2 separate regions of the Homo sapiens genome follow, and region 2 is linked to region 1. A link is a loop called in an ENCODE intact Hi-C map of the cell type or tissue named here. Cell type or tissue: chondrocyte. All regions are shown on one strand. Links, peaks and the distances in the headings refer to the core of each region. The heading gives the core; the rest is flanking DNA. Region 1 overlaps FARP1 (FERM, ARH/RhoGEF and pleckstrin domain protein 1). Region 2 has its middle 53 kb from the start of DOCK9-DT.

What was found. A loop is a pair of places that touch in the nucleus more often than their neighbours do. Peaks named below come from ENCODE experiments on the same cell type or tissue, not always from the same donor. Only the 100,000 strongest peaks of a DNase experiment are listed, where the experiment ranks them.
Region 2: a loop joins it to region 1, with 2.7 times the contacts of the local background. A loop is called at or near these places in 2 of 110 quality-filtered maps.

The regions. Positions count from the first base shown.
Region 1 is chr13:98,443,616-98,459,737 of GRCh38, reverse strand. It overlaps FARP1 (FERM, ARH/RhoGEF and pleckstrin domain protein 1), which reads right to left. Exons shown (of 27, transcript NM_005766.4): 25 at 13,533-13,640; 26 at 12,921-13,072; 27 at 4,562-11,502. The coding sequence ends at 11,421. STK24 (serine/threonine kinase 24) reads left to right here. Exons shown (of 11, transcript NM_001032296.4): 10 at 2,434-2,570; 11 at 6,529-14,553. The coding sequence ends at 6,565. Among named protein-coding and RNA genes, the nearest start is that of FARP1-AS1, 16 kb to the right of the region's middle. RefSeq lists silencers at 1,009-1,303, 13,609-13,903 and enhancers at 13,629-13,678, 14,449-14,498. In chondrocyte, for the core only: CTCF peaks have their summits at 11,026 and 11,227; DNase peaks (open chromatin) are centred at 6,697 and 7,777.
Region 2 is chr13:99,029,798-99,037,797 of GRCh38, reverse strand. It overlaps a transcript of DOCK9 not described here. Among named protein-coding and RNA genes, the nearest start is that of DOCK9-DT, 53 kb to the left of the region's middle. In chondrocyte, for the core only: CTCF peaks have their summits at 3,580 and 3,782 (motif pointing right); no DNase peak of the experiment used is centred there.

The DNA.
Region 1 (16,122 bases), core at 3,775-11,774:
AGGCTGCCTTTGAGGTACTCACTGTGGGCCACACACGCATCTGTTTGCGTGGGGATCTTCCCTCTTTGGGCAGTTTTCCACTGCGGCTGTGTTTAGGGGTCCTGGTCCTTGAAGGGGAGGTGCTCAGGAGAGGAAGTGTCATAGGAGCTCATTCTCCTCCCCTGTGCCTGCGTCACGCAGCGGGGGACCCCCGGCCATGGGCCGTGCCTGGCCAGCCACGGTCCTGCCAGTGCCTCTTCCCAGCCCTCCAATAAGCCTTCACCTGTTGCCCTGCCCAGCAGGTGCCCTGGAGGGTTTGTCTGAGGGCCTCTGACCTGGCAAGTTCAGGGCCCGGTGGGAGCAGGGCTGTGGCCAGAGCCCGAGGCCTCACCTGCAGCTTCAAGTGGGAAGTAGCCGAGCCCGCTGGTGTCGGGGAAGCCACAGGGCACGCGGAGGCCCTGCTGGATGATGTCTGGCTTCAGCCCTGGCTCATGGTTCTGGGCACCTGTGTTCTTCCTAACTAGGATGTCCGGGTTGAGCGCCATCCTGCGCTTCATTTTGTCCCATGGGAGTTGGCCCCGTGGGATTTCCAGGCTGTGCTCCTGCGGCCCTGCCATTGGCCGCTGGAATAGGGTCAGTCAGGCAGTTAGGGAAAGTGCATGGACTTTTTCATTCTCCTGAGGCTGTTTATTTTTTTACTGGGCCCATGAAGCAACTTTGACATAATTATTCAGGACATATCCTAAACGCCGTCATATCCTGGATTTTCCAGGTAACCAATTGCTAAACTCACAGGCATCTTTCCCAATGTATTTTTAAGAATGATATTTGCTACCCTAGAGTTCAGAGTGTTTATTGTGTATTATTTCATACAATACTTGTAGAAGCCCAGTAGAAGGATTATATCCCCATGCTTACAGATGAGGACATTGAGGAGACGGGTGTTGGCGTCCCTGCTTTCCTTCAGGGAGCACAGGTCAGGTTGCTCCCTGAAGTCAGTGATGGGTCCAGCACGTTCCACACGGCAAGGGGACAGGCCCTCTCCCAGGGCGGCCCTTCTGCCGCCTTTGCTCCTTCTTTGAGACTTAGGGGCGGGGCATGGGCAGGAGGGAGAGTGCTGGATTGTAGCTGACCCTCTCGGGACTTGTAAATACTGTCAAGTGATTGGGAGTCCTAGACAAACACGAGTGGCCGCCTCGGGGCCGGCGGCGTGGCCCTGTGACAGCAAGAACTTCAGGAACAAATGCTCTCTACACCCACTGGCCCTCCAAGGTCAGACCCTTCTAGTTCCTGCCTGCCCCTTCAGTAGCGAAGAGAGAAGCCGTTGCTCTTAGGGCAGGGCTGGGTTTGGAAATGACAGCATGTGTTCAACAACCTGAAAACCAAGCTGAATGTCGCCTGAGATGTTTCTTTCTTCCCTGAAGAGGAGGCGGTGTCCATCACAAAGAGCCTCTTCTGTTGAGTTCTGAGCCATGCTGTATCTTGACTTGAACAGCTCTTATTTTCACAGTTCACGTTTTTGGGCCTCCAGAGAGAGACTTGGAGTTGACCTTCAACTGAGGGAAGTGTCTGAAGGCACTGTTGTGATTTCTCTTGGGAGTAGAGGTGCCAGGAAGAACACTGGAGATTCCCAGAATTTAAGGCTGCCACTTATTTACATGAAATCAAATATTTTGACTCTACTCTGGATCACAAAGGCAGTTTGCTGGAGTTTAAGAACCAACCCATTAACATTAGGAAGTAAGCAGTGTTGAGATCAGAATAACTTAGGATAGGCTTTGAAATTGCTTTTCTGGTACAAGGTTATGGTTGAAATAGGAAAACAGCACAGAGAGGACAGTCCATCACGGTGAGACTTGGGAAAGGCACACAGAGAGCTAGTCGTCTCTGTTCTGGCCTCGAACAGTAATGATTATGGTCTGATGATTGCCCTGTGTATACATAACTGCTCTCAGAGCATTTGAATCACCTTTCTTCAAAAGGAACCCGGGCCGGGCACAGTGGCTCACGCCTGTAATCCCAACACTTTGAGAGGCCGAGGCGGGCGGATCACTTGAGGTCAGGAGTTCAAGACCAGCCTGGCCAACATGGTGAAATCCTGTCTCTATTAAAAATACAAAAACTAGCTGGGCATGGAGGCAGGGGCCTGTAATCCCAGCTACTCGGGAGGCTGAGGCAGGAGAATCGCTGGAACCCAGGAGGCGGAGGTTGCAGTGAGCTGAGATCACGCCACTGTACTCCAGCCTGAGCAACAAAGCCAGACTCCGTCTCACAAAAAAAAAAAAAAAAAAAAGCAATTTGAAGTGGCCTGGAGCCCTAGCCAAAGCTTTTCCCGGACACCCTGGGGCTGGGGTAGTGTCGTGGTCCACACGCCGTGTTGTTCCTTGAACAGCATGCTTCCCAGTTTTGCAGCTGGTGTGCTTCATGCCATTCTTCCTGTTCGTGTGTTTTCAGTTGAAGGAGAAGAGCCAGGCGTGCGGAGGGAACTTGGGGTCCATTGAAGAGCTGCGAGGGGCCATCTACCTAGCGGAGGAGGCGTGCCCTGGCATCTCCGACACCATGGTGGCCCAGCTCGTGCAGCGGCTCCAGAGGTAACTACCCAGGGCCCCTCTGGGCTGGGGAAGGAGAGACCTGCACTTGGGCTGGGACTTAGTTGATGAGTTTGGTACTTGATTCTTGGCCTGTCTGTTCCTGTTATCTTGCAGGCCTCAGGGTAGACAGAGTTGAATTAGAGGAGACTTTGTTCTGAATTCTAGAAATCAATGTGAATGAAGGATCTGAATCTGGAAACTACTGGAAAGCCCACAGGACTTAGTGCATTTGTAGCTTTTGCCACATAAATACAGGGTGGTGGTGAAATACCTGTTTCCTCTTAATTATGCAGCTTAATTATTGGCCAGAGAATGATCGTTCTTAGCCAGATGTGTGTAACTATCTATCTGGTTTTCGGCTTTAAAGTCAAGTGTGAGAAATGACAGCAGCTTTGGTGTGGTCAACTCAGCGGGAGCGGGCGCAGGTGTGTTCCCTGTGTTAGCTGTGTGTGTCATGTCTGGAAGCCTCCTTGGTAGGGGTTCATCTGTGCCAGCCTGTAGGGAGCTTTTGTCCCTGCCCAGTGGCCCCACCTGTTGAATGCACTATGGGTGAGGACTCAGTGGGGTGACAGTTTTGCCCTCCCTGCCCCCTCCCAACTTGTTGTAGGAGTATCCATGGGAACCAAGCCCCTCCTGACTGCCATCTGGCACAAGTGCAGGCGTTTGGAGGCAGTGGATGTGTGCTGGGAAGCCGCTCTGTGTGACCTGAGGGTGATTTGTCACTGGGCTGTCCTCCACACCCCCAGGAGGACCAGGCGTGCTGCTGCCTTGACAGTTCATCTTCAGGTGTCCAGGCTGACACCTCCCAAAGCTGGCTGAGACTCTGTGATCATGAGGGGGATTTCTGGGTCTTTCCTGAGACTGCGTCCCACCTGACAGTACATAAAGAAGTTTTGCACACGTGAGGTCCCTTTTGCTATTTGGAAGTGATTGAAGGGGCTGCCTACTGTCCTGTGAAGAGCCCCTCTACGTGGGGACAGCAGGAGAAAACCACAGTTCTGATACTTCACGTTTATGCTTCTGAACTCGGGTTTCTTAGTAAGACATTTCAACTTTTTAAGTTGCTAGAAAATAAAAATGATCTACTTGGCTGCCTTCAATTTTGAGGCAATTGAAGGACGATCCCTCCCTCCTTTGATACTAAAAACAATATAGGAATAAAGGAAAATAGAATTAAAAAGTCACCCATCTTTTGCCTGAACACAAACTTTTTGATTTCTCAAACTTAGCATCACATACCTCATTCTAGAGGCATTTATTTCCCATTAGAAAGAGCTTTATAATAAAACAAATAGAACAAAACCAGAAACGGGTAGGATTGTTACTGTCTTGTTGGGCATTTTGCTCTCTGCTTTTGTAGTATTACTTTTAAAACCAATACTTTCCACACTGTCCAGAATTGCCTGAAATTGTTATGAACTGTTTGTTTATATACGTGACTTGATTTCCCCAGGGCAGCTCCAGGGCACAGAGTGTGTGGCTTGTATGTGTTGAACTGATCCACGTTTCCCATTCCCAGGCCCCTATCTCTCTGTTCCTCTTCTTTTAGTTGTTAAGGCAAGTTGATCTGTACCAGTGCTGGCCAGTAGAAGTACAGCGTGGGCCACACACAGAATTTTATGTTTTCTGCTGGATGTGGTGGCTCATGCCTGTAATCCCAATGCTTTGGGAGGCCCAGGCAGGAGGATCGCTTGAGGCCAAGAGTTTGAGACCAGCCTGGGCAAAATAGCAAGACCCTGTCTCTACCAAAAAAAAAAAATTTAGCTAGGCATGGTGGCTTGTACCTGTGGCCCTAGCTACTTGGGAGGCTGAGGCTGCAGAATTGTTCGAGCTGAGGAGTTCGCGGCTATGGCTGTGATCACGTTTGCACTCCAGGCTGGGCAACAGAGTGAGAACCTGTCTCTAAAAACCAAACAAAAAGAGAATTTTACATTTTCTAGTAGCCATATTTTTAAAAAGCAAAAAGAAGTGAAATTAGTTTCAACAATACATTTTTTAACCTGCCAGATCCAAAGTATTATTTCAACATTAATAACAACAATCATCAATAAGGTATTTTACATTTTTGGAGGGACCGTCTTTGGAGTTGGTGTGTGTTTTACACTTAGCACATCTCCATTCAGACGCAGCACATTTTACGTGCTCACTGGGCATCGTGGCTGGGGTTGACCCTATTTACCCTCGGGCGGGTCTGTAGCTACCTGATGTCTGTGTTGTGTTTAAAACTTTACTTTGCAGTGATGCATGGGGGAAGCCAAGTTGGTGCTCTCTTTCCTTTGTCTGTGATGAGGAGTGCCCTCTTTCCTCCTCTGTCCTCAGATGAGCTGCCTCTTGAGGTGCTTATCATCTCTCTGCAGGCTTGGCTGTGGTACCCACTTCTTCCTTCCCTGCTCCTGAAGCTCCCACTGAGCGTTCACCCCGATGGCTGCCAAAACCACGGTGGCCATGGCTTAGACTTCCTGCCAGTTTTGCTCCAAACATGTTGTTTCAGTGGATGGCTGTAGGAAAAATGAGAGCCGCCTCTCCTCTGAAGCATTTTCAGAGCCTTTCTGTCTCAGCTGGAATTAATGTTTGGATTCTTTTGTGTGACATCAACTCATCCCGTGATTTAGTCATTTGTATTTCTTGATAGTTGAGTCTTAGGCTCCGTGGCTAATGTGTGCTTTTGGGAGGACCTTATGTAACCATTTGTTCTCTGGGAGAGATGCCAAGTATTTCAAATGCCTGAAAAGAGGAGCTCTAGATTGGAACGTTTGAGATAAGCCTGGTCAAAGACATCCTCAGCCATCTCTCCTGGACCTGTGATTTGGAGTCTGTTGTAAAATGGTTGAGGGAATTGTGGTCATGAGGGGACCCCGTTCTCACCCTTTGTTGTCTTCTGAAGACAATCTTGTAGAATTTTTGGAAGACACAGAAATTACCCATGATCCCACCACTGTAGCCCAAATCTCATCAGCATCTTTGGGTGCATTGCCTTCTGTTGTCATACCAGGTCATAAACTTACTGAATTCTCTTATCTACCTTATAGTGCAAAGAAGATTTTTTAGAATTTCTATAGTACTTAATTTAGGATACAGAAGTTGTTCATGTAAATATACTTATATAGTGCACATATACAGGCTGAATATCCCAAATCCCCAATCTGAAACTTTTGAGCGCCAGCATGGGGCTCAAAGGAACTGCTCTCTGGGGCATGTCAGATTTCGGATTTGGGGCTGCACACTGGTAAGTATAATGCGGATATTCCCAGATCCAAAGCCAGAAGCATTTCAGATAAGGGATGCCCAATCTGTAATTTTGTATGTACTTTTAAACTTGTACATATTTTTAATATTGCTTTAATATATATATGTAAATACAGATAATTACCATTTTTAGTCTGTTATTTCAGTTTGTATAATTTACTTAACTGATTCTGTACTGTTGGGCATCAGAGTTGTTTCCAAATTAGTGTAATTACGAAAATCCCGAGAGACATCTTTGTGCAGACACGTTGTTCCTGCTTTGGACCATATTTCGGAAGCAGTTCTAGGAAATAGATTCTTGGACTGCATCACTATTTTTATGGCCAAAATGGGTTTCCTGCCCTCACATCGGGAATGCATATGCATCCCTGGAATCTTACTGTGTCATCATGTATGGATCAATGTTCACTTTTTGACAATTGATCGTAAGTAAAAGGGATATGATTTCCCGTTTTATTCACATCTCTCCAGGGAGGCTGAACCCATTCTTGGTTTTTGGTGACATGCTCTGGAGTTTTTGTGTAAGAATCATGATCTTCTCAGTCTTTATATGCATTCTTTTAAAATTAGACTTACACATTGATATTTGCTCCACTTATTTTTGTATGACTTGGAATTTCTTATGAAAACTAAGATTTTGGTTACTATATGAATTTTTGCACAGGGATGAGAAATGACATGTGTTGACTTCTCTCTCTCTCTTTTTCCCTAGATACTCTCTAAGTGGTGGAGGAACTTCATCCCACTGAAATTCCTTTGGCATTTGGGGTTTTGTTTTTCCTTTTTTCCTTCTTCATCCTCCTCCTTTTTTAAAAGTCAACGAGAGCCTTCGCTGACTCCACCGAAGAGGTGCGCCACTGGGAGCCACCCCAGCGCCAGGCGCCCGTCCAGGGACACACACAGTCTTCACTGTGCTGCAGCCAGATGAAGTCTCTCAGATGGGTGGGGAGGGTCAGCTCCTTCCAGCGATCATTTTATTTTATTTTATTACTTTTGTTTTTAATTTTAACCATAGTGCACATATTCCAGGAAAGTGTCTTTAAAAACAAAAACAAACCCTGAAATGTATATTTGGGATTATGATAAGGCAACTAAAGACATGAAACCTCAGGTATCCTGCTTTAAGTTGATAACTCCCTCTGGGAGCTGGAGAATCGCTCTGGTGGATGGGTGTACAGATTTGTATATAATGTCATTTTTACGGAAACCCTTTCGGCGTGCATAAGGAATCACTGTGTACAAACTGGCCAAGTGCTTCTGTAGATAACGTCAGTGGAGTAAATATTCGACAGGCCATAACTTGAGTCTATTGCCTTGCCTTTATTACATGTACATTTTGAATTCTGTGACCAGTGATTTGGGTTTTATTTTGTATTTGCAGGGTTTGTCATTAATAATTAATGCCCCTCTCTTACAGAACACTCCTATTTGTACCTCAACAAATGCAAATTTTCCCCGTTTGCCCTACGCCCCTTTTGGTACACCTAGAGGTTGATTTCCTTTTTCATCGATGGTACTATTTCTTAGTGTTTTAAATTGGAACATATCTTGCCTCATGAAGCTTTAAATTATAATTTTCAGTTTCTCCCCATGAAGCGCTCTCGTCTGACATTTGTTTGGAATCGTGCCACTGCTGGTCTGCGCCAGATGTACCGTCCTTTCCAATACGATTTTCTGTTGCACCTTGTAGTGGATTCTGCATATCATCTTTCCCACCTAAAAATGTCTGAATGCTTACACAAATAAATTTTATAACACGCTTATTTTGCATACTCCTTGAAATGTGACTCTTCAGAGGACAGGGCACCTGCTGTGTATGTGTGGCCGTGCGTGTGTACTCGTGGCTGTGTGTGTGTGATGAGACACTTTGGAAGACTCCAGGGAGAAGTCCCCAGGCCTGGAGCTGCCGAGTGCCCAGGTCAGCGCCCTGGACTGCTTGCGCACTTGCTCACCGAGATGATGCAGTTGGAGGTTGCTGATCTGTGCGATTGCTGTAGCGGTTGCCGGGGACCTTAAGAGTTATTTTGCTTCTCTGGAAGGGGCCTATGCTTGCTAGGCAGGCAGCCAGTGTGTCTGTTTTTCTTGGTTTGCTGTGGGACCTTGCTTGGCGAGGGGGAAAATCTCTGGGTTTCTGGAGTGGGAGGGTTCGTGCAGCAGCTGTTGACTGGTACATGAAGCATTCTTTTATGTTTGTTGAAGCTGATGATTGACATCTCCCGTGGGTGTGCCAGTTCTTGTGGAGTTAAGACAGGATTTTTGGAAGCAAGGAAGTTAGTGGGTGAGCTTGGGGATGTAGCTCAGCTATCTGCTGGTCTAGTGGCCTCTAAGCTATAGGGAGGGGACAGAGCCCTGAGCTACAGATGCTTGAGTGGGTTATTGTGTCGGTTTGCTAGTGCAGTCTGGTTTTTAAGCTCTAAAATTGAGGTATTTTATTAGAAGTGGATTTGGGTTGAACTCTTAATTTGTATAAGGGATATATTTTGGTTGGGGAAATAGAACTGAGTTGCTAATTCTTATTGTACTCATTACTCCATACAAGAATGTTATGTTGAATAATAAAATTGGAGAAGATTTCATTTTGTGTTTCCAGGGAGTATTCTGTGTGGGGAACTGTTTCCTTACGTGAGGCCGGCGGCATAAGTCAAAGATGAGTTTTGTCCTTGCGAATCACACAGATTGAGTCTGTGTTCCCCAGGGTGTGCCGTTACCTGATTTTTAAGTGAGCCAGGGCGGACAGCAGCTTTTCTGATTTACAGAGTTCTTCAGATTTACAAATGGACAATGACATCACAGTTTTTAGCACTGAAGCCAGTCTCATGCTAGTAACAGTGGGTGAGCCGCTCGAGGGACTGGGTTCTAATGAATACTGGTATGAACGGGGAGTCTCTGCAGTCGCCAGACAAATCATACTCAGCCCCTTCCCCCGTAGAGCAACAAGTGGTTCTTTTAGAGTTGACTGGCAGCATTTCCTGTCGGGGGAGGTGGGGTTTGATGGAGTTAGAAAGCTCGCCTCTGTGTACATTCTCTCCTGGGCTGTTACTTTCTGTAGACGCACAAAATCAGCCCCAATGTTTTTAAGGGCATCTTAGCCAAGGAAGCTGGCTTTTGTGTCGCCACTTCCAGGCCTGCATTAAGAGAGAGCCCAGGCACCAGGGCTACCACTGGAACCTGCCTCAGCGTCAACTGCTGCTGGTCTGTAGCCAGGCCCAGCCTTTGAGACGGGTTTACTGTCACCAGTAGCCTCTCAGTGCCAGCCCTGAGCTGCTCCTGGCTCAGCTGCCCAGAGCCTGCAGCCTGGGGAGGTACTCAGCCTCTGGGAGACGAGGGCCGTGGACTGGGTGGCTGGTAGCTCCTGCGTTTTTGAGCTGTGTCCTGGCTGGCTGCTGCCAATGAGGTGGACACCAGTGTGGTTTGGGGTGCACTGGCCACTTCTTGCTGGGTTCTGATTTTCTTGGAAGTGCATCTGCCTTCCTTATCCAATAGTTTTATCCCTGCATTGCTCTTGTGAAGTGGCTGGTTTGGTTCTGTATGTAGCATTTTGTACCTTTCCTCTGGCAAAACACTGTCAGTTTATAAACATTTTTTATATTTCCCTCCTTTAAAAACAGCTTGTGTATTTCTGCTATAAAATGTGTCAGCAAAGGCAGAGTGACCTAATAGGGCATGTTCTTAAGCACAGGGACTGTATCATGCAGGGGCCAATAAAGCTCAAGAAAACGAGTATCTGCATCATTGTGTGTCTCATGTGTAGTGTGTCTCAAACTCCACTCAGATGGACTGTTACCCACACTAGTATTTTCTTGAGGGCACACAGGAAGCAGAGGTGCTGGTCACAGGTCAGAACCACCAGTGTCCAGCAAGTAGTTTGGAATCAATCAATCATTCAGAAATAAATAGCTGAGGAGACTGCCTTGTCCCCAAGTCTCCAGGAATGAGTGAGTGGTGACTTCTGGAGGGAGCCTGATGCTGCTGTGTGGCCCGGAGCTGTTTGTTTGCTCTGCCCCTGCCTGGAGGTGGGGGGAGCATAGGGAACAGTGGGGGGCAGGCCCTCCCTGTGTCACTCTGAACACTGGGGCTTTAGAAACCCTTGCTGGAGTGTCCCCTTCCCCCCTCCCCCCCCACACAGAAAATGAAGACTACAGACAAAGTTGGTTGTTTTGCCTTAAAACATCAATATGCTGGATTGTGGCGTGAGGTATTTTTATTCCCTTTGTTAGTACTGGAAACCGTCTGGTACATCTTGTAAGGCAAATGATTAACACACGGCAGGCTCTTCGTCCGTTTGCAAGTTGCTGTTTGTTTCCAGCTACACCAGTCAGAGCTCCACAGAGAGGGTGCGTTCCTGGTTCTCAGGTGGGCAGGTGCTATGGTGCGGGGCGCTGGAAAGAATGGGGTTGAATTGGCCCTCGCCTCCGCTTGTTTGAGACTCTCGTTAGAAAGGGCTTAGGAAAACCAAGGGAATGGCAGCCACCCCATCACCATCGAGAACAGGCAGACGTTTCCCGAGTAGGGGCCAAAGCCACTGGAAACCGTGTTCCCTGTGCAGTCCGACTGACACTACCCCATGCCTGGGGGGAATGAGTATAAAAAGGGAAATGTTTTTGAAGACAGGCACGATATATACTACTAGAGAATGCGCAGTTTCAAACCACAGTTGCAGGAGGATATAGGAATAACGACAGGTGCCGGGGACTACGTACCATGATTTCATAGTGCTCTGCAGCCAGCAGGCTCACTAAACGCTCATCACGGAACATACCACAAATGGTGCTGATCAATGACACACGGGTTTTCATGCTTGTGACACAGACAGACAGCAAAACACCACGGCTTATTATCTTCCCATTGTGTACACCACTCACAGGACGGTGACAGTCCAGGTATTGCACTGGATCTCGGCTTTGCTTAACAGAAAACAACCCTGCTACGGTTGGAAAGAGTTACCACTTAAAACGATTTGGTCAACTTGCACCAAGAAGTAGGTTGGGAACAGGTGTTTTCAGGTGAGCGTGAAACCCCGCAGTGGAACGCTGTGTGCTGCAAATTGCTTATTAATCAGAGAAGTGAGTCCTACTAACTTCCTATTATTACAAAAGTAGAAAGACTGAAAAAAAAAATGAAATCTGAAAATGATCTCATTTGCTTAAGGCTGCACTGAGTGTATTGCAAACAAACAAACAAACACCGGGAAGTCCACTTCGTAAAATGCAGCAGCCAATAGGTGAAAATAATAAAAGAAAGAACTTTTTTTAGGAAGAAAAACACTTGCCCTGTCTTGTGTTGAACGGATGTGTGTGTACTGTTTTTCAGGGGCAGGGTGGAGGGAAGATGTCATTTGGCACTCTCGTAATGACAATGTTTTAATACTGGCACTAGCTAAAGAACAGCGCCCCCAGCGGATGCCAGGACTGGAGGTGGGAGCGCTGTTCATTCAGACGCTGAGAGGTCGGGGTTAAAAAACGCGGCTGTGGAGACAGGAGAGCTGCTGGGAAGCCATGTTTTTGATTTTCAGACAGGTGTTAATTTTACCAGGCTTCATTAATACAGAAGAAAGGAAACGTCTTCCAGGAAAGCAGCCACTGCGGAAACGAGTGTGTCCGGCCATCAATACACAAGAGACTCTTTGTGACTCAACACGTGGGGTCGCGAGGCAGAGCTGGTGGCACTGCGGATCACTTCCATCCACCTGCAACACGGGAACGCCAGTTAGTCAACCTTTTGTTTGGACGGACTCCTGACACTTTGGTGGGCATCGCTTACAGAAACACAAGGTGAAGTCAGGCCGCCTGGTTGGTAATCTGCCACTTCAGCAGAAGAGCAAGGGAACAGCCAGCACCCAGGCGTTCCTGAGGTACAGTGGAGACCCACTGGCCTGGGCACTCACTCAGTGTGGAGCTGGAAGTACCTTGCTGCAGTGACACTGCCCGCTCCATTGGAGCAGTTAGGAGCGAGGTGGCCTCTGGTTGCTGGGGAGAACGCTACCTCCTATTTTCATGGACATGGCAGAGAATGGCGGGACGTGTCCCATCCTGCTTAGTGGAAGCTCTCCCTTCCTTTTTTCTTTTTCTTTTTTTTTTGAGACAGGGTCTGGCTCTGTCACTCATACTGGAGTTCAGTGGTGCAGTTATCGCCCACTGTAGCTACCTCCTGGGCTCAATCGATCCTCCAGCCTTGGCCTCCCAGGAGATGGGACTACAGGCTTGCACCACCACGCCCAAATCTCCCTTTTTATATATTTGTGTATTTGCTCTCTACCGGTGCTTCTCAAATGGGTGCAATGCTGTCCCATTTGGTAAAGTCTGGAGACATTTTTAGATGTCCCAACTGAGGGGTTGCTGCGGGCATCTAGTGGGTGGCCAGGGATGCCGCTGAACATCCTGCACAATGCAGGACGGACTCCCCAAATTACCTGGCCTTGTCCCAGGCCTTTCAGGATCTGGACTGCAAGGCTGGACCCTTTGTCACAATAATAGCAAAATCCCAACTTTGATCAACCCAGCTCTCAACCCAGCTCTCGAGCTCAGTCCAGGATCAGATTTGAGAATGGCTCTCCTCTAGGTTCCTTTTTCAGGTGATGTTGTTTAGGAGGTGCTCAGCATATTGCTGAGGACCCCTCCCCTTCTGCCTCCCGGGGCGAGGAGGGCTCAGCAGGGCAAACTGCACAAGTAGTCGGCTTGGGGATGCAATTTGCAGAGGCCCAGGATCTCTATTCAAAATATGAATTGCAGGAACAGTCTTAGGCCTGACTGTTGCATTTCTTTCTTGGCTAAATGAAGTCTGCAGTCCCTGCCATTACACCATGTAGGCAGTCTCACTGGGGCTTAGCTTCATCATCCCGGACACGTTATGTCAGAGATCTCCAAGCAAGATGTCTAGGGCCTCAGCCAACACCGTGCAGGGTAAGGGCGCAGGGAAGTTGGGACCCCACTTTCTGCCATGAGAACAGAATCGCCTGCTGGTGTCGGGCAGTGGGACCCCAGGTCTAAACGCTTAGTTGGCAGGGAAGGGTGGGGCCATCTCACTCGCTGACTTGGGAGAAATCCTGATGTTTGGAAGAGGGGGTCCTCTTCTGCAGGGCCCTGTGCGTGGGAAGGGGGTGTCTACCTTTCGAACGTGTACTCGCTTTCCGCCCTGAAGTAGTAGACGTGGGACTTGAAGTGCAGCTTGAACACGTAGTCTTTCTGGATGTTCTCGGACTCAGAGGGGATGGTGAGCGAGTAGCCGAGCAGAGGCAGGCTGGCAAGGGGATGATTGTCCTGGAAAGGGGAAACAAAGCAAAGTGGCTTTTCGGGGTCAGCTTCTGCTGCTGGGCCTGGCTGCTGCCCCGCATCAGACAGGGACTTGGGAGCCCAGGCAGCTCCCTCCTCGGGCGTGGGCCTGGAAGGGACCATGGCAGCCAGTGTTTGCCTGTACGTGATGGCCCGGGTGGCAAGTCCCGCCAGGACTGAGCTGTAGATAAAGCCAACCCCCGTCCCTTGTCCAGGCAGAAGACAGGTGGCCCTTCCTAGGGCAGAAGTTGTCCTTCAGTGGATGATAATGTCAGTCTTCCCTAGAGTTGAGGGCCTCGGGTGGACAGGGCCCCCCGCCAGCATCCCTGTCATCCCCGTGACACCTGGAGCCCAAGAGGCCTGAGTCATTCCAGAGGAGGGCGGCCCCCTCACCTCATGCTGCCACCCCCAAGGTCCCAGGGCCACCTGCCCTGTGCGAGACACTTACCTGGTGTGATTTGTAGAAGAACAGGCAGAAGTTTGTGAACACCACCCACAGCTTCTGCCACCCGTTGCTGTTTTTGAATTTCCTCAGCAGGTTTCCAGACAACTGATTCTGAAAGGCAAGGAGGCCTGTGAGAAGCACAGCGGGCACCTGCCCCAGGAGGGCACAGAGAGCAGCTCTCCCTGCACCAGGGCCCTGGGCTGGGGCATGTCCGTGACTGAAGGATGTGGGCCCCACCCCCGCTCCCCCGTGTGTGGGGAGACTTGGCAGGTCCTGGGACCCTGATCTCATCACTTCCCCTTGTCACTTGCTGTGGGGCATCTTGGGGTCCCTGTGTCCCCCCAAAAGACACGTTGAGGTCCTGACTACCAGTACCTTAGAACACAGGCTTATTTGGAAATAGGCTCGTTGCAGGGTAACTAGTGAAGACGAGATCACACTGGGGTAGGGTGGGCCCTAAATCCAACGGGAGTGGTGTCCTGAGGAGAAGAGCCACCTTGAGGGGAGAGGGGTGTGCCCTGTGACACCGAGGCAGAAATGGGGGCGCAGGACCCCATGCATTGCCAGCAGGCGGAAGCTGAAGGAGGGAAAGATCCATCCCAACAAGCTCAGAGCAGCACTCGTTTTGAGGGGCCAGGCACCCTACCCAGGAAGTGGGGCCTGGGGTGCATGTGAGTGGCTCCCACATGCCCTCTAGTGGCCCAGGAGGCAGTTGCAGCCCTGCCCACCTCCAGGCTCAGGGCCGGCCCAGCCCCTGGAGCATTGTTAGGATGCGCTGCAGCCCAGCTAGGGGGCAGGGACAGGCACCTGTGTCCATGCTACCTCCAAACAACTCTGAGCAGGCCTGACGCACTGGTGGCTCATTTCGTCCCTTTGCCAAAGTGACATCACCAGCAGAGACTCAAAGCAGTTGCACCACCTTGTAAAGGCACTTAATGCCACTGAATTGTTCCCGTAAAAATCGTTAAGTTGGCCAATATTGTGGTATAGCTATTTTACCACAATAAAAAATACAGACCTCCGAGTCTGCCTCATTCCATCTCTCTGGGTGCCCCTGGCACTAAGCTTCTGTGCTGGGAGCTGGGATCAAATGGTCTGATGTCCCTGCCCTCCAGTTGCTCAGGGAGGGTCCAGTGGGAGACATGGACACTGACAGTAGGTCCGTGAGGGGCTGCAGGATGTGGGGGACCCCGCAGACGGGGAGAAAGGGCATTCCAGGCCAGGCAGGCAGCTCCAGCCATCCATCCTCCTCCCCCAGTGGCAGAAAGGAACAAGAAAATGCAAGGCTCCAGGTTCCCAGAAGGTCCTGGTGGTGGCCAGGGCTGGGCTGATGCCCATGCGGCATCTTGGGTCACGCAACATGGAGCAAGGAGGGTGGCACACTCCCCTTTCCTAGGTATTTTCATACTGACTCACATAATTTTCACACAGCAGCCAGCCCACAGTGGGGTTCATACATGTCACCCATCACAGTCTGGGCCCATTTGTTTCCAAAGCAGCTTCCTTAGCGCTCTCTAGCTTCTGCCTGGCCATTCCAATAGCCTCTGGAAACCTCTTTATCAATAGGCACATCCAGCGGCCCTTCCTCGCTCCCCACGGCCGGGCCGAGCCTCCCGCTCCCCTGTGTCGGGTCCATCCTGGCCTCCAGCGTGTTACGGGCCCTGCGCGCCATGAGTCTCCTGCCCTGCACTCAGGAGGCCGAGGCCATGCTGGTGGCTCCCAGACCTGTCTCCATTCACTGCCTTCACGAGAGGGTCAACATCCTTGTTCAGAACCAGACCAGCCTGCCCTGTCTCCTCGTGGCCCTTCATTGGGGCCACCGCTCCTCTCCCTTCTTGGATCCCATTCCCTCAGACCCTGCTGTGGGTTGAATTGCACCCCCAACAAGTCCAAACCCTCCGTGCCTACAATGGTGACCTCACATGGACACAGGGTCTCTGCAGATGCGATCGAGTCAAGGTAAGGTCACTAGGACGAGCCCTAAGCCCAGCACGAGCCGTGTCCTTAGAAGAGGATATTAGAGTGCAGATACAGGGAGGACAGCTGGTGACACGGCAGACCGGAGCCCTGCAACATGGGTGGAGTCGGGGACCCCCCGAGAAGAAGACTGCCGCAGCCACCAGATGCTGTCAGGTGGGGACATTTTCCCTCAAGGCCTCCCAAAGGAACCCACCTGCCAGCAGCTTGATTTTGGACTTCCGGCTTCCCGCACTGTGGGAGATGTTTCTGTGGCCTCACCCAGTCTGAGGTTGGTGCCGAGTGACGCCACGGGGAACAAATATAACCCCCGTGCCCGCCACTCCCTGGCCTCACTGTCCCTTCCCTCCTTCCGGTCCTGTCTGCACCCCGTCCCTTCCCTCCTCCCAGTCCTGTCTGCGCTCTGTCTGCTGAACAACTTCCCTGCTGTCCCGTCTCGCCACTCCAGCCTTAAAAGACAACTTGCATTGCTTTGCCTCTGGCCCTTCACTGGCTCTAGTGCCCACAGGCTGGGCAGCCCTCTGGCCATCCCAACATCTGACCCCACCTCTAGTGGGAGCCCCCAGGCCTGCCGGCTTGCCCACAACTTTTAGCAGAGGCCAGTGAGGCCACACGG
Region 2 (8,000 bases), core at 1-8,000, 580 kb before region 1:
CATTTCTTTATACTGATGAATTAATTTGATTATGTGGATATATACTGTAATTTATCAGTCAGTTAGTTTGTTGATGGAAATTTGAGTTTATTCCAGTTTTTGGTTATTACCAATAAAGTTGCCATGAATATTTGTGTACAAATTTTTATATGGATATGTGTTTTAATTTCTCTTGGGTAAATATCTATAATAGCAGTGGAATGTTTGGGTTGTATAGCTGGTAAATGTATACTTTTTACAAAACTGCAAGATTATTTTCCAAGGTAGTTATATCGTTTTATATTTCCACCGGCAGAGTATGAGAGTTTATTTGCTCCACATCCTTGCCAACACTTTGTATGGCCAGTCTTTAATTGTAGTCATTTAATAAGTAGGTAGGAGTATCTCATTCAGTTTTAAATTTAATATCCCTGATTAGTAATAATTTTGAGCATCTTTAATGTATTGCTTTCTGTGTATTTTTTTTGGCGAAATGTTTGTTCCAATCTTTTTTGTATTTTTTAATTGGTTTTCTTATTGAGATTTGAAAGTTCTTTATATATCTGGATACAAATCTTTAATCAGGTATGTGATTTGAAAACCTTAAATCACTGAATTAAATTTTGTTTCTTTTGAATAATTTTTTTCTCTTTTTGCAATTTTTTATTGTAATGAAATACACATAATAAAATTTACTATTTTAACCACTTTTAAGAGTAGAGATCAATGGCATGAAGTACATTCATGTTGTTGTCTTTTTAAAAAATACTGTAGTCCAAAGTCATAAAAAATCCATCAGAGTCTGAGCTCTATGAGGGCAGAAACTGTATCTTATTCTCAATTATATTTGCAGAGCCTATACTATGCTTGGCACACACTAGGTCCAAATATTTGCTGAATGGACAAAATGTTTGTTTTCAGATGTCTTAGTTGTTTCGGTGTTAGTGTCTTAGCTCCAGCTGCTATAAAAAAAATCCCATTGGCCGGGCACAGTGGATCACACCTGTAATCCCAGCACTTTGGGAGGCCGAGGTGGGCGGATCACGAGGTCAGAAGATCGAGACTATCCTGGCCAACATGGTGAAATCCCGTCTCTACTAAAAATACAAAAATTAGCTGGGCATGGTGGTGTGTGCCTGTAATCCCAGCTACGGGAGGCTGAGGCAGGAGAATCACTTGAATCAGGGAATCGGAGGTTGCAGTGAGCCAAGATCACTCCACTGGACTCCAGCCTGGTGACAGAGCAAGACTCTGTCTCAAAAACAAAACAAAACAAAAAACCAACAACCAGGTGGCTTACTAACTACAATGATTTGTTTCTCACAGTTCTGGAGGCCAGAAGTTCGAGATCATGGTGCCAGCATGGTTGGGTTCTGATGAGGACCCTCTTCCATGTTAAAGAAGGATGACTTCTATTGTATTCTCACATAGCAGACAGAGAGCTAGCAAGCTCTCTGGCCTCTTCTTTATACGAGCACTAAACCTACCCATTCATGAGGACTTCACCTTCATGACTTAATTGCCTCCCAAAGTTCCCACCTCCAAATACCATCATGTTGGGATTAGGGTTTCAACATAAGAATTTGGTGGGGTAGGGAGCACAAATATTCCGTTTGTAACAGTATAATAGGGTTCTCTAGTGAAACAGAATCAATAAGATGTGTATGTGTGTATGTATTATACATCCATGTATCCATATGTTTCTTTCTATTTTAAGGAATTGGCTTAAACGATCATGGAGGCTTAAAAGTCCAAAATTGCGAGGCTAGGGTAGGCAGGCAGGCAGGCTTGGAAGGCTGACAAGCTGGAGACCCAGAGAAGAGCTGATGTTGCAATTGGAGTTCAAAGTGAGTCTGTTGTCCGAATTTCTTCTTCCACAGGAAAGGTCGGTCCTTTTCTTAAGGTCTTCAACTGCTTGGATGAGGCCCTCCCAGATTATGGAGGGCAATCTGTTTTACTCAGTCTATTGATTTAATGTTAATCTCATCTAAAAATTACCTTCGCAGAAGTATCCACATGTATTTGACCAAATATCTGGGTACTGTGGCCTAGCCAAGTTGACACATAAAAGAAAGCATCACAGTTAGGATATACTTTAACAAAGATCAAAAAACAATGCCTTATAAAGGATGGAAGTTAGGTTTACTCTTAGTCCAAGTGTAAACAGTTCAGGGTTGATTGATGACTCTACCATTTTGGGGTCCCAGGCTCCTTCTATCTTGTTGCTCTGCCATTTTCCACATAGTACTTCCTTGTAGCAGAAAAGGGAGATGGTATGGGAATGGTGTACTCCTTCCCATTTAAGTGCATGACTTTAAAATTGCACGTATCACTTAACACGTCCCATTAGCTTTAACTTTAACCATCCCATTAACTGGAACCCAATCCAGTAGACACACTTCAGTGCAAGAGAGACTGAGAAATGTAGTTTTTGGCTGGGTAGCCAGAGGCCCACCAGCACTGCTATTACTATATCAAAAGGGAAGGATAGATGTTGGGGTGAGGGAGGTATTCATCAGTCTCTGATAGTGTTCATTCATGTTTTGTGTTGCATTACATTTGATTGGAGTTCAGAATGTTTACTAATATTAAATCTGCTCATTCAAATTTGAGAGATTGAGAGTTGTGACACAACTTAAGTTTCATAATTAATGTTATTGAATTTGATCTTTCTTCTGCATCTTAAAGCACGTGTCTTGAGCAAACCTGCACATGAAAGTTGACATACCAAATGGGAAGCTGAGACAGAAGACAGAAACACAGATTCAGAAACCCACCTTGTTAAGACTGTTCCACTTCATTCTTTAGGAAGTAGGTGACTGTGAAAGTTTTGGAGCAGTGTTAGAATATGACAGATTGGGGTAATGGGAAGATAATCCGGTGGTTCCACATTGATTGCTGGATGACATCCAAATGCATCCATATGGCTTACAAGGAACTGCCTGTCTGTTTCACCTCAACTCCTGGCATCCACCTTTACTGCCTGTGTTCTGGCCACACCGAATCACAGTTCCTTCACTGTTCCTTATTATTACGCATCTCTATGTCTTCTAACAACTCTGCTCACCATTTTTGTTACCTTTTTAAAATAGAAATTTGAAGATTAAGGAAAACAGATAAAGGGCCCTTAAATTGGAGCCTACTCAGGTCCACCTATCTGTCTCTGCTGTTCGTTGAGTGCTGCGGTGTTTCAGGAATGTGTTAGGTGCATTCTTTTTGTCACCTCTCCATCCTCATGGCACCCCTGAGGGGTGTGCCATTATCCATGTTTTGCAGATGAGGAGCTGAGGCAGAAGTTTAATGATTGACTCAAGGTTACAACAGTCAGAAACTGACAGAACCAGGAATTTTGGCTGACTTCTGAGCCTGGGTTTTTCCCACCACATATTGTTCTCTTTGGAAAGAAGGTCTTAGGCTTAAGATGATTAGTAAACACAGTATATCAAGGGGCTGTGGAATCTCTGGGAGCTTCAGCTTCAGTTTGGAGTTACACCTCTTGGGTGTGCTACTGGAGAGCTGTTACCTCAGTGACTTGTGATGTGACCTGCTTTGCCGACTCTGTACTTATGTTGGGGGAAACTGGGGAAATGAGGGAGGAAGCAAATTTGGAATATGGTTTTAACCAGTTGGAATGAATTCATCCTTGACTCCTGAAAGCTTGTAATCTTCATAATCTCTTTTCTAGTGTTGCTATTTTGGATATGAGGTATGGGATAGCAGATGAATGCTTTAGGGTTGTGTGAGCTGAACAGTATTAAAAATGTGCTTTTCTCTCATCCTGAGGATCTTCCATTAATCCACTAGATGGAGCAGCTGGTTTGAATATATTTCATGATTAGAAGTTGGAAGAAAAGACATGGTGTTCATATCAGAGCCATGTCACAGACCCCCTGAAGTTGGCCAGGCATTTTGATCTCTATTTTTTCCTCTCTAAATATAAAACTTTTATTTACTCAGCACATCTATATGTAGGGAGCATTTGAGGTTCTTCTGGGACCTGACAGAAAACCATCATGGTAGAGTAGAAAGAATTCTAATCTGAAGTCTGGGGATGTGAGAGTAGAAGTCCTAGTTCAGACACTTTAGTTCTCTGTGACTTTGGTCTTTAACCGTCTTTAAGCCTCAGTGTCCTCACTTTTATCACTGTTGCAATAGGTGAGATGTGAGATGTGCCTTCTACAGGTTAGGTATATTGGGCCTCTGTGCCATCCCTTTAGACCACCTGCGCGATCAAAGATGCACGAGCTTCCATTTTGCCTGACTTGAAACTGCACTCGCTGACAGTGTCTACAACATGGAAAATCCATCCCACTGAAGACTGGAGGGTTTGTTGACGGCATTAGTTCATTTGCCTTTGTGATACTTCCGTCACCCACGGGCATTCCCGCTCATGCATGAACCCCTCCTTGGGGCAGTAGTTTCATTCCCTCACAAATGGTTTATCCTATTTTAGGGCAACACTGGTTATTAGAGTTTTTACTTATTGGTCCTGGTTGATCCTTCCAGAGCAGCCCATATCTTGTAATCTTATCTGTCTTTCATATTCAGATTTTCTGTTTTAGAACTAAGGTGGAATATTTGTTTTTTGCCTTCTCTACTACTGGTCCTGCCTGAATGATATGCTATATAAGAAATTAGACATGTTATCAAAATGCTTTTTAGTTTTTAGTTCTCAACTGATAGATAGGAAGGTGGCTATGTATGTTTAAATCTGCTACCTGTACTCAGATGTCTTAAAACATCATATGTCCTAGAATTTTAAGGTTTCATAACAAGGAACTATTCTTTAACAGTTGTTGACACATTTGTTCCTAAAAGCCAATGATGTCTTACTTAGACTACTGGAATCTGCTCCTAAGTGTTTAATGAAGTGAAATTAAAACTTCCATTTTTAGGTAGCTTTGAACTATGGGAATGTGTAACCTCACTACTCCTGATTTCTGTTAATTTTTAATTAAATACACATCTGCTAAATTAAAGACTTTCACATAGGTTGACATTCTTGTTGTTTGCCAAATACAAGAGTTTGTGATATTTGGAAACAGACTCTTCAAGTATTCCTTTTAAACTATACAGATTTTGTATTTCAAGTGGAAAGCTACAAAACACCAACTCTGTTTTAATTTGTCATATAAATTAATAAATTTATGTCATGTAAATTAATAAATTTATGTCATGTAAATTAATAAATTTATGTCATATAAATTAATAAATTTATAGTACTTCCCCTTTCAGTTGAGGAAGAGGACCTAGCCTCAGCCTTATCTTTCCCAAAGAGGGGTTTTAGGGGTGCGTATATTTGAATGAATTTTGGAATCAGGTTTTTTTTTTTTTTTGAGATGGTGTCTCACTCTGTTGCCCAGGCTGAAGTGTGGAGTGCAGTGGTGTGATCTCAGCTCACTGCAGCCTCCACCTACTGGGTTCAAGCAATTCGCCTGCCTCTGCCTCCCAAGATGCTGGGACTACAGGCACACGCCGCCACTTCTGGCTAATTTTTTTTTTGTATTTTTAGTAGAGACAGGGTTTCACTATGTTGCCCAGGCTGGTTTCGAACTCCTGAGCTTAGACAATCGGCCTGCCTAGGCCTCCCAAAGTGCTAGGATTACAGGCGTGAGCCACCGCACCCAGCCTGGAATCAGTTTTAACAGTGTATAATCTCATTGGCACTCCTTGGACTGAAGCCACTTAGCATTAAAATGTACCTTGATCTCCTGGTGACCTCCAGTGACCCACATTGATGACTCTGATGGGTTATCATTAGTTCTCCCCAGGAAATTTGAATCATCAGGATGTTTCTTTGGTTACATAATATATTTAACCCAGGTACTGGCTATTATGAAATCAAGAAGCATATCTTCCCAGAAGTGTCCTTGTGTGTGTTCATTTGTGGAAGTTGGAGGAATCAAATCTCTCCCTCTCTTTAGAGGTGTGTTTTGGAATGCCCTAAGCAGGCTGCTGTGACATCAGCCCTTGAATTTACTCTGGTTCTCATCAGGAACATTAGGAATAATTCCTCATCTTCCATGGAAGAAGGTGGAACATGAAGCAAGCCTGAAAACAAAAGCTTTACATTGGCTATGTGTGAACCACCTTTGCTGTTTTATAAGTTTTGCTAGGGGGCCTGGGATAGTAGTGACACCTGACCCCTTACTGAACATTTTCATCGATGCTCTTTGGCTCTGTGGTTTTATACTGCCCCTTTCAGTTGATGAAAAAGACCTAGCTTAGCTTTAGGTTTCTCAAATAGAGGACCACATCTATATTAAGGAACCAATGTAACTACATAAAGAACTGTAAGTTCATGTTCCTCAGAATCTTATGTGTGTAAATACTTTATGATTTTTAATTCCTTCTTATATTATCCTCATTATTGTTAACAGGATTTAATGTGGCATGCTGGAAGGAGCAGGGACTTTGGAGCCAGAGAGCCCTGGCTCATATTTCAGATACCAGCTGGGTGACTTTGGTCAAGTTAGCTTATTTCTCTGAGCCTTCATCTGTAATGGAAGAGTGTTCAGGTGACCCACGTCTCATGGCTTAATTAGTTCCTGGATAACATTTGAAGTGATCTCTTTTAAATTCATAGACATTTCCTTGGCACAATGTTACAAATTGCGATTCTATTGCAGAAAATAATTTTATGCTATAAAAGCACCAGAAATTAATTTTAAAAAGTGATAAGGATACTTTTTTTTAAAAAAAACATCAATTACAGAAAGTAAGATATTTATTATAAAGTCTATGTTGTTAATTTTTTTTTTGAGATAATTTACATGAGTTTTTGGAGAAAAATCTTCTTAAAATATGAATGCATTGAACTTTGGGCTAAAGATTAGTTCTTTTCCTGTTAAACTCTGTAGCAAGCATGAACATTTATCATCATCTAGCAATCAACAAATGAATTCAAAATCTGAGTCAGTCATTAAAAAGAAAGAATTTGCATGTTTTTGAATGGTAACATTAGTGTGGGGAGTGGTTCTGTCTTCAGAGTTCCCTTACTTGTACATTGTAATGATACCTGAGTTCAAAGTCACATTCGTTTTCAAAGTCAAGCACAATTTCAGTGATGTACATGATGTATTTGGTTGTATTTGATGCCAGTGGTCAATTAGGCTTTGTGGTTTTATAATGAGGCATCATTAGTCTGTCTTCCTTGGCAATGTCACTATTAAGAGGCATTCCTAAAGCAGAAAAAGGCTGTTTCTTCACAAGAGAGAATTTTCTCAACTTAAAAATGTTATCTTTCTCTTTAATGATGTTAGCTAGATTTGAATGCTGGTACTATCCCATCTGTTCTGTTTTGAAGCAGTGAAACCATCTTTCCCTTAAGCTAGACATTTCTTTAATGTCTCTTACCAAACCTGTCCTTAAGCATTTGAAACCTGTTCTTTAATCATTTGCTAACATGGTTTGGTTCTTAGGCTTGCTGTATTTATTACATGCAATTATATATGTACAGAAACAAATGTTCCATTTTTGTATGTCAGTGCATTGTGGTTTCTTATGATTTATTTCATATGCCTGTGACACTAGATTTTCTTGAAATATTTTTCCTAGTCTTTTATTTTACAGCACTCTGAATTTTAATGTACAATTCAACAAGTTTTAGTAAATTTGCACATTTGTGCAATCCTCACCATTATCTAATTTCAGAACATTTCAATTACTCTTGAAAGAAGTCTCATGCCCATTAGCAGTTTCTCTGTACCCCCAACTCCAGGCAACCACTAATCTGTCTACAGATTTGCCTTTTCTGAACATTTTATATAAATGGAATCACTCAGTAGGTAGCCTTTGCATCTGGTCCCTTTTGAGATGTATCTGTGCTTGTAGCATGTATCAGTACTTCATTCCTTTTTATTGCCAAATAGTGTATTCCATTCTGTTGTCTGGATAAACCACATTTTGTTTATCCATTTACCAGTTGATAGACATTTGGTTTGTTTTCAGTTTTTGGCTGTCATGAATAATGCTGCTGTGAACATTTGTATACAAGTCTTTGTGTGGACATGTGTTTTCAT